Regions from separate parts of the Mus musculus genome. Here region 2 is linked to region 1. The links are chromatin contacts, found by Hi-C or POLR2A ChIA-PET in ENCODE. All regions are on one chromosome and are shown on one strand. The core of a region is the stretch at or near the end of the contact, and the rest is flanking DNA. Distances in the headings are between cores, read along the strand shown. Region 1 overlaps Myo10 (myosin X). Region 2 overlaps Myo10 (myosin X).

The links. A loop is a pair of places that touch in the nucleus more often than their neighbours do. ChIA-PET counts read pairs that join two places held with the same protein, here RNA polymerase II (POLR2A).
Region 2: a loop to region 1 is called in a map of gastrocnemius, with 2.1 times the contacts of the local background. The contact joins two enhancer-like sites. A Hi-C loop is called at or near these places in 2 of 37 maps with a recorded cell type or tissue (both gastrocnemius). POLR2A ChIA-PET finds 5 or more read pairs at or near these places in 1 of 5 experiments (embryonic stem cell).

The regions. Positions count from the first base shown.
Region 1 is chr15:25,667,063-25,672,089 of GRCm38, forward strand. The region is part of intron 2 of Myo10 (myosin X); the gene reads left to right. Among named protein-coding and RNA genes, the nearest start is that of Myo10, 47 kb to the left of the region's middle. Within about 2 kb of position 3,001, at least 1 of the 3 ENCODE cell types and tissues checked has a DNase peak (open chromatin) inside an H3K27ac peak, as active enhancers do; it is gastrocnemius, where a contact is called at or near this core.
Region 2 is chr15:25,704,439-25,709,465 of GRCm38, forward strand. The region is part of intron 3 of Myo10 (myosin X); the gene reads left to right. Among named protein-coding and RNA genes, the nearest start is that of Myo10, 84 kb to the left of the region's middle. Within about 2 kb of position 2,930, at least 1 of the 3 ENCODE cell types and tissues checked has a DNase peak (open chromatin) inside an H3K27ac peak, as active enhancers do; it is gastrocnemius, where a contact is called at or near this core.

The DNA of each region.
Region 1 (5,027 bases), core at 1,751-4,250:
GATAGAAAGACCAAGCACTGCAGACAGTTGCTTTTAAAAACACCAGCAATATTCCCCCCCCACACACACACACATAGTTTGTGAGGCTAAAAGGTTCTTTCTGTCTCACTTGGGAGTCCCAGATGGACTGTCATTTTCCAGGTGGATTTGTTACCTGGGGAGGGGACAGAGAGACCATATACCTCACGGCTGTCTGCAGCATGGATGTTGCCACTTCCCCAGCCTCTGGTGGTGTACTGTGATCCGTCAGCTATGCTGCTGGAGTGGAGGCCCAGTTATCTCCCAAAGTGTACTTTACCTGAAAGGACGGTCGGAGTGTTTTGTTTCTCTATTAGAGTCTAGCTTCCCCTCCCACCTTCCCCAGATGAGCACTCGGCTCCTTTCAGACCCCGTCAGCTCTTCTCTAGAGGATATGAAAAGGGAAAACGGTAAACAGCATGCCACTAGCATAAATATGTTCCAGAAAGCACTATAGAATAAACGTTATTAGCATTCTTTTCTTTTTAGTTTTGTTTTGAGTCCAAATCTGGATTGATTTTATTTATTTATCCTTTTAAACATAAAAAGAAAACCATGCTGAAGACGTGCAGCACGGGCTCCTGGCGAGAAGGCTCAGTGGTTAAGAGTATGTGATGTTCTAAGGAAGACCAGAATTTGCATGCCAGGAGCCATGGAAGGTGGCTTACCACCACCTGTAACTCCAACTCCGGGGAATCCAGTGCCCTCTTCTGGCCTCTTGAGCACCCCACATACATGGTGTGCACACAGACAGACACACATGTGCACACAAAGCAAAGCAAAGCACGTGATTTTAGCCTTTGCAGCTTACCCACTGACCTTTGTGTACTTCAGTGGTTACATAGACTCACATTCCAAGGCCGATCTTCATAACTTCTTTGTCCCACAGCATTGCTGCTTTAGAGGAGACGCACACACGCACGCACACACACACACACACCTTCTTCCCATGTCTGCTATCTGGTAAGTAGCTTTACTTCTTTTGCCAGTGATTTTGGCAAATACTTTATAGGAGCGGCATCATACCGCGGCTGCCCTGAGACTAGCTTGTTGCACTCAGGACAATGCCCTTGATGTTTCGTTTCTAGTTGCGCTTTGCTTGCGTGGCAGCGGCTCCCAACAGGACCGCTGTTGCTGTGCATTATGGTCACAGTCTGTGCCACAGGAGTACACTGCTGGCCCTGGTGATTAGATGGCTCTCAGTGGTGGAGAGTGGAGCTGGGTGTTCAGGTCACCCTTGACAGTATTTATAGAATGTGGGCTTAGCAAGGGCTGGAGTGGACTAATATGAACCTAAATTCAAAAGCAACACAGAATCCTGACCTCCACATCTTCCCTTGGTCACTGAGTGTATGGTTTACGTTATCCAGTCCGGCACTCCGAATATAACACATATGATTAGCTTGGTGATTTGGGTAGGAATTGCAGGGTTCCCGCTGTGAGAAATGTGAGGACCACTCAAAGAACAGGTTCAGGCTTAGCTCAAGAACTGGCAGAGGCTGGCGAAGCAGCGCTCAGCCCAGATGCTCACACATCCAACCACAAGCCCAAAATTGAAGGAGCAAAGTACACGTAGGGGAAGCTATAAACTCTCAAGGTTCACCTGACCCCAGTGACATGGCTCCTCCTGTGCCCTCCTAAAAGTTCCAGGGTTCCCCTAAACTGGTAACCAACTGGGAACAAGTGTTCAGAACACCAGAGCCTCTGGGGGGCATTTCTTTTCAAACCACCCCAATTTACTTCTTGGACAGTAATCTCTGGACAGTTTGTGAGTTTTCAGGAAGCTTTGCTGTTTCTTCAGAGTGCAGACGTAGCTAAGACGAGAGAGAGAGAGAGAGAGAGAGAGAGAGAGAGAGAGAGAGAGAGAGAGAGAGAGACTGAGACTCACTGAGCTTTGTCTTTTCAAGAGCCCGCAGGTGTACTGACAGTCACCAGGCACCCTCCAGGGAATTGAGAAGTACATTCTAAATTAGATTTTTCACTTGAGGAGATGGAAATATTTTATCTGTTTAGAGAAAATATTCTGTTTAGAGAATGCGTAATTTCATGGCTTTCAACTAGCCTACAGTGTATCAGCTTACCTAACTGTATGTTAAGGCGAGGTGGTTTGATTCACTTCAGTCAACTTCATCAAAGCGATGGCTCTGTGCGAGGGTTGCGGTGATTTTCTGTCTGCTTTCTCTTTATTCTGGGTCTCCTAATATTTACTGGCTAGGAGTCTAATCAGCAGAAACCCTATAAGCCCCTGCCCTCTTCCATCTCTTCTGTCTCTTTCTGACAAGTGTAATTAGATTGGCTTTCACAGGCTATCTCACGTTAATAACCCTTCAGTAAAAGCCATTAGGTTCTTTGGAGTTGTCTCTATCCCCTGACAAAGACTTCTTCCAGTCACACTAATTACTAATAATCCCACCTCCCACTGAACCAGCTCTAACCTGATTTTGTCTGACCTTCTAGTTTGACCTGTTGTAGTTAATGCCGTGGACCTAATTCTGCGAAACATATGAATGAGCTAATTAGTGTAGTGACTTTCCATTTAAGGTTGTTTTGATTCTTTTTTGTCTTTGCTCTCTTCCACCCTAGCTACTTCTTTGTTGCCCGCCCCTCCTGACACATTCTCTTGACTTCCTCTCGTTTACAAATGTTTTATGTCCTTTGTACATCTTGTGAACATGGGTAGCTTTGGGCCACTTAGTCCTGCTGCTCCACAAAATAAGTGTCTGAGCACATTCCTGGCTCCCGGAGAGATCTCACCAGGCCTGTTGAATGCTGGACCTGAACAGTGGAGCAGCCCAGACTCTGTCCTATAGCAAAGCTAGCCCTGCAAGTCACTGGGAACTGGACAACTAGAACTCAGTGGTCAGAAGTCAGAAGGGACTGTGCAGGCCGTTGACACTTAAGCTGAGCTATCATCTCTCAAGCTCAGGAACGCCCGTGCGGTTGACTGCCAGGAGACTGCATTCTAGACTTCACTTGCTGGGGCGGCTGTCTGGCAAGGCAGCTGTCATGGTAGAGTCTGCAGCACGAGAGGATGCGATGTCATGGACCGACTTCTTTTATTGCTGGGATGGGAAGTAGGGAGCGGCAGCTGGTATGTCATCGTCCTCCCCACCCAACCCCCACCCCACTTCTAGGTAGCCTGACAAGAACTGCTAGGTATTGAATTGTGGGGTGTGGGGGGGGGGGGAGGCTTGCCAGGAAATAGCCTGACTTAAGAAGCTGGAGGAAAAGGAGTTTATGAACCACATCTGTGCTATCAAAGTGAAATTGTAAATTGTATCATTAGGATGCCATGACTGGAAAACCCAAATGCTGAGATTGAGAAGTAAGCTTCTAGTGATCTCATCTAGCTCAGCTGGAGTTCCCTGGCTTATGTATAGTTTTAAAATTGTGTGTGTGTGTGTGTTGTACACTCCACATGGAGGACAGAAGACAACATCAAGTGTTGTATGTCAGAAGCCATACACTTCATTTGAGGCCGAGAACGCTTGTTGGTCAGTAACTGCCAAGTAGCGTGGGCAGACAGGACAATGACCCCATGGCTCGATCTGGCTTTGCCTCTCCAGTTCCGGCTTACAAGGACCCCCCACCACATCTGTCTGATTTTGCTTGGTTCTGGGGGTGGAACTCAGGTCTTGGTGATGGTAAAGCAAGGATGCTGTGCCCCGAGCTGTCTCCTCAGGAGTTAGTTTGCTTTCCTGCGTATGTATTTTCTGGCCCTTCCTCCCTTGTTTTTAAATGCTCGCCACCCTGTATGGAGAGGGAAACATTTTCAGTTATATCAAGGACGGCTTTCCTATTTCTTACTCAAGAGGAACAGAACAGAGCGTCAGTTGCAGGTTAGCTCTGTGTAACCCTTCAGGTCTTGGAGGTCCTTGGACTGAAGCTGTGGCTTCCAATGGAAGCACCCCGTGGATTCGGTTAAACCATGTGCAATGCAATTGCTCAGTGTAGGGGTCAAAAGGACTTGCACACCAGTGGATTTGTGATTCAGCCTAATACCACGAAATGGCTCCTTGTTTTCCTTGCTCTTTTAGATTATTGATCTGTGTATGATTTAAAGATAAGATTTTTTTTTTTTTTGGCTAGCTTACAGTGACATTCACCAAAATAAAAGGGTGGGTTTGTTTGTTTGTTTGTTTTGCTTTATTTTCATTTGTTTTGCATTCCAGCTGGGAGGCAAAGCTTAGCCCTGACCCTGTACAGCCTGTAGGTCTGTAGCACAGCCTGCCTGTATATCATTGTCGCTAGCAGCTACAAACCTGCCTTGCACCTTTTCTAGTGGGTGGCTGGCTGAAGGGTGTGCCATGATTACAGTGTCCAAGTGTAAGCTGGGAGGAAAATGAACGGATGCATGTTGAGGTTTTTCTTTTCGGACTGGAACTCGACCTGTCTTCTGTTCTGTGTCTTTGGTGTGTGTGTGTGTTTTTTTTTTTTTTTGGCGTGTTTCTTTATGTGTTTATATGTGCTACGTGAAACATCCCGTTCTAACCGCGCTTAGTGGCCGTCTCACACACGTCGTGGTGCAGCCCTCTTCACTACATCTGTCTAAAACTTTTAACATCTGAAGCAAAACTTTGGGCCTGGTAGTAAGCCGCAGCCCCTTGTGCCGTGCATTTTAAAGCTACGTTGCTCTTGTTGGGCACATTAAAAAAATAATAATGACGCTAGTGATAGAGAATAGTTAGTGGAGGTGGGGAGTGCTTGCTTATTAGCATGTTAAGGGCTGTGGGTTTGACATCCAATGACACATAGACACATGTACACACACAGCCATTTTTTTTTTTTTGGAGTGATTCTGGGAGACATAGTTTTATAGCCCAGATCCCAGCATGGACAGATGAGGGGCCCATGAACCCCACTCCCATCTGAGAAGCTACTGGCAACTGAAAGATGGTGGGTGGGGGAGGAGCGGTTCTCTTCAGTGATATGGCCCCTCAGAGACTACCCGTGCCCCACTAGTTCCCCCCCCCCCCCCGCCCCCGCCATGCACATGCAGGCTGCACTGT
Region 2 (5,027 bases), core at 1,680-4,179, 37 kb after region 1:
ATCTAGTTACAGTATGTAGGCATGACTGATAAAAGACATCTCGATAGCGCAAGTAAAGGTGTCTGCAGGGCTGCACTGTTTTCTGGGGGCCCTAGGAGGATCCATTTCCTGTTCATTCTCCTTGCTGGCACAATTCAGTCATGTGGAGTTTGTAGACAGAGGTCTGTTTTTTATTCCTGACTGGCACCTGAGGGTAATTCCCAGCTTGTAGATCCACCCACATTCCGTTTCCTTGGATTGTTCGTTATAAATTCTTCTGTGGCTTCATGTCTTTCCTCCAGGCATGTGTCTGTCCCCCCACCCCCTTCTTGTCCAAGAAAGGACCACAGCTTTTAAGTCTCACAATTAGATCAGAGCTAGGGAGATCAGTCAGTCTTCAGTCAAATACCTGCCACATACGCAGAAGGACTGAAGTTTGAGTGTCCAGCATCCACATAAAAGCCAGCATGCAGCCGTAACGCCATTGCTGTGGTGGTGGCACGACACAGCAATCCCGAGGGAATGGTCAGCAGTGGCCAATGAGCTCTGGGTTCAGAGAGAGATTGTTTCTCAAAGACCTAGTGAAACGTGATTGAGGAAGGCAGCTGACGTCAGCCTCTGGCCTATACACACACACACACACATACCACACATGACCACATGCCCGAGAGCACACATAAACATACATGACATAAATATTTTAAAATTTGGTTTGTTTTTTGTTTGTTTGTTTGTTTTTGTTTTTTGCTTGTTTGTTTTTTTATAAAAGTAAAACTAATTAGAAGTGCAGCTACCTGGTGAGGTCCATAGCTGCCCTCCCAGCTGTGCCTATGGAGACCCATCGCTACGGGCATTTAAAACCCTGGTTTCTAGGGATATGTGTGGGTCTGTGTCTCCAGGAGGAAATGGCACTCTGCCTTCTGTTAATGAAAAGAGACTCCTGGAGCTAGCCCTAACTGGTGTGGATGTCCTGCCGTGACTTTCTGCTCTGAGATGACAGGTTGGCAGTAGGAAGGCCCACCTCCAGGAAAGAGGTCTGTTACCCTCTGTTCAGAAGGACTTCATCCAAAAAAAAAAGCCCAGCAACAAAAACCACATGCTCACTTGCTTTTTTTATTTAGTATTTACATCATCATCTACAGAAAGAGGTAAAGAGTATCTTAATTTTTTAAAAAATAAAGGGGGGGGGGGGGACAAGACAAATGAGAACCGAGTCCACTTTTCCTCATAAGCCACTCTGCTCCGCATGGCTAATTTAACCTTTCAGAAATTCCAAGTCTTATAAATTATTTTCGGGAATGTCAGATCCCTCACTTGGTGAGAGCCACTTTGAAATGGAGTAAGTGAGCACTTTCCGAACCTTCAACTGTTAACGTTTTCTTCTCTGACTTCTTCATCTCACACCAACAAGTTTTTATTTAGAAAACTCCAGCCCGGGAGTTGGCACCACATTTGGGGGCGTCAGGAGAGGTTTAGCGTATCTCCCTGATCGGTCTGAGGTGTAGCAGAAAGGAAAACCCAGGCTTAACTACCGCACGCACGGCATAGAGACTGAACCTCTGAGGTCAGCTGTCACTGAGGGACGGGAGAGGCGAGAGTAACAAGCTTCCTTTGTACCCCATCTCTGAAGGCCCCAGCCATGACATAGGTCCTTTAACCCTTCCTGTCGGTAGGCATACCCCTGCCCAGTGCTTGCCCTGGGAAAAGAGAAGGTGAGTACTCTTTTCTGGTCATGTCTGTAGGCCCACAGGGCTCTGTCCCGCCACTTGTATGCTTGTCCGATCTTCCTGACATTGCTTGTGGAACCCCATCTTCAACCTGAATGCTGGACCCCCTTCCGGGAACCCCATGTCCCTCTACACCGGAGGCTCCGCCTTGTCTGCCTTCCTGTCCTCCCTGTCCTGCTCGGTAGCTACTCACTGCGGCCCCTGGCTTCTTCTCTGGACCTCCGTGATTTGATATATGCGTATTGGTCTTCACTGATGGTCCTTTGGTGGGGGTGGGGATCTGAGGAGGGCCTCCCTTCCTTGCCTTCCTCCCTTCCCACCTCCTGAGGAGAAGTGATAAACATACCACACAAAGAAGAAAACTTGTTGAACACGAGGGCCTCACTAAATTGGGAGAAAGTTGACCTTGGTTGTAGGACCAGATGTTTTCAGAAAATATTGAGAAATTAGCTAGGATAGGTATCCAAGGTTAGAAAACCCTAAAGCATCTGTTTTCAACTGGATGACTCTTCTCTGGGACACTTGGCTGTATCTGAAGACATATTTTATTATTATAGCTAACTTGAGAGATGTTAATGATATCTAACCAGTAGAGGACCTTGAATGCTTCTCACCCACCCATAGGGCAGCCTCTACCACAAGGTATTATTTGACCCAACTTGTCACAAGTGTCAAAATTGGGAACCCTCCCCTCCCCGAGAGCTGGTCAGAGCGTGCAGTCGATGGTGTAGATTCCACATTACCTCTGTTGACATGGATACAGCCTGCTAGCTGAGAATGCTGGACTGATTCAGCCTTGATGAGAGGACGGTTTTAGAGCAGCTCGGAGATGGGGATATGGCCGTAGGTAAGAAGCCGCAGAGATGGGCGGAGGAAGGATTCCCAGCTTGTCAGGCATGGCGGCAGGATGGCATGACCCCAACAGTCCTGGCAGCTCCTCAAGGAGACCAGAAAGGATTTGTGGATCTGAGGAGGCCTCTCCTAGTCAACCCTGGAGCCTGGGTCATCTCAGATTGTCTAGCCCAGTGTTGACTGGAGCCTTTGAGGTTCCCGTTATTCTGGCCGTAAAGCTCTCTGTCCAAGTGTGGGGACTGCTGGCCCTGGTGGTGTGGCAGCTTCGCTTTCTGCCAGATGGAAGAGACTCACATTCCCTCCATCTTGGGCTGTGTCCGTTCTGAGTCAGTTTTGTGGAGGAGACGACTCTCCCGGCAACTAAGGAATGACTCCAGACCACATCACTTGAGCCGCGGGGAGCCTGCAATTATGGCGTTGAGGAGGGCCCCGGAGGAAGCAGTTCTGTGTTCCGCCCAGATCTCTGGTTAGTTTGTTGGTCTTGTTGAGCAAACGGCAGCAGAGAGCAGAATCAAAGGAGCTGGGTTTCAGAGAGAGGCCGTGTGTAAAGATGCATCCCGCCAGCTCTACAGCTCATTTGTGTTTAGCTCTTTCAAGAATTAGCCCTTCCTGGTTAGGTGGCATTTCTGTGTAAAAGGGTAGACTGTTGTTCCTCAGTTACTTTGCTTCGAGGAAGAAAGATGCACTAGCAGAGAGGTCCTAGTCAGTTAGCAGCCTGTTGATTTCAGCAGATGTTAGTGGAGTTTGCCTCTGGCAAAAACACGGGCCACGTAAAAGTAGGAATATCCTGTTGTGGGGGTTTCTATTTAGGGCACACCATCATCAAAATTTGTATTTCATTTCCACAAGTTGAGTCCTCCTTCCTAAGTAAACCTTTCGATTTGCTTCCATCTATTGTCAAGGCCATTTTGTTTGTTTATTTGATTGTTTGTTTGTTTAAATCTTTACTTGTCACAAATGTTAGGAGAGCCTAGGGCTTGGATGCTTAACCTGGATTTGGCACAGGCCACACACCAGGAACAGCTGAGTGTGGTGTGGTTTGTGAGGAGGCTCTTGTGTTCTGACTTTTTTTTTTTAACCATTACTTGAAATCAAGACTGGTGTTGCCAAGATGTAATTGTAACCATCTGGCTGGTTCTATGTCTTCTTAAAACTTACCAAACTGGGCCCGTGAGCTGCCAGTCTCCACATCAGCACACTATGGTGGCAATTAGGTCCTGTGTTGTTTTTTTTTTTTTTTTTTTTTTTTTTTTTTTTTTTTTTTTTTTGTGATGTTTCCCACACACCCTGCCTCTCCTTTTGGTTCAGATTCCTTTCAACAGGAAGAGAATTTGAAACATAAATTCACTCAGGGGGAAGTGGAGATGCTGAAAGTTCTAAATCTAGTTGCTGAGCTCTGGCTCTTGGGATGTTGGCATCTTTTAAAAATACGTGAATGTTTAACATTTAATGTTCTTTTGTTTAACCATGTTTTCATTTGGTGTAATCAGACCATGGCAAATGGTTTTCTTATGCAGAAAGTACTGAGCAGAGAGGACCCTTTAATGGAATGAGAGCATGGGTATATTGGTGGGGTAGGGGAGGATATTTGCAATGTATATTCCCACTATGTCTGTATCAAGTTTGCCCTGCCTGAATATCAGGCTCTGTGCTGGGCTCCAGGGTTGCAGAATTCCTCTTGTTCACAGTAGCTGTGTGATGAAAGCCTGCATAAGCAAACCACTGACTAGAACTCAGGGAGATGGGGAGTGTGCAGGATCCAGTGGGTGAGCAGCAGGAGGAGGAGGCAGCAGAGCAGTCCTTGGGCAAGCTTTGAGCATTAGAGCATCTGGGGACATTTGGCCAAGGAGGAAAGTGGCTCTCAGGGCAGCAGATGAGTGTATGCAATAAGTAAAATAGCTTGATGCATGTCTGAGGGTTTCTATTGCTGTGAAGAGACACCATGACCACGGCAAACTCTTACAAAGGACGACATTTAACTGGGGCTGGCTTACAGTTCTGAGGCTTAGTCCTTTATCATCATGGCGTTAAACATGGTGGCATGCAGGCAGACAGAGTTCTGGAGAAGGAACTGAGAGTTCTACTTCTGGATCTGCAAGCAGCTGGAGGAGAATCTGAGCCACTGGGCCTGGCCTGAGCTTCTGAGACAGCAATGCCTACTCCCAAGTGACACTCTTCCTCCAACAAGGCCACAGCTACTAATAGCGTCACTCCCTATGAGCCTATGGGGGCCATTTTCATTCAGACCACCACAAGGCATTTATCCAGTGCAGGGCATTCAAGGTACTAGAACAAAGGCTGCACACTGCTGATTGGCAAGGTGGCCAAGAGCTGGCCAAGGTGCAAATTAATGAACTTCATTCAACTCACCAAAAACAAAAACAAAAAAACAAACAAGAAAAAACGATGGCAGAGAATACATACGAGTTTTTGGGAAAATGTGGCATGATAACTGGATTTTGGCTAGAG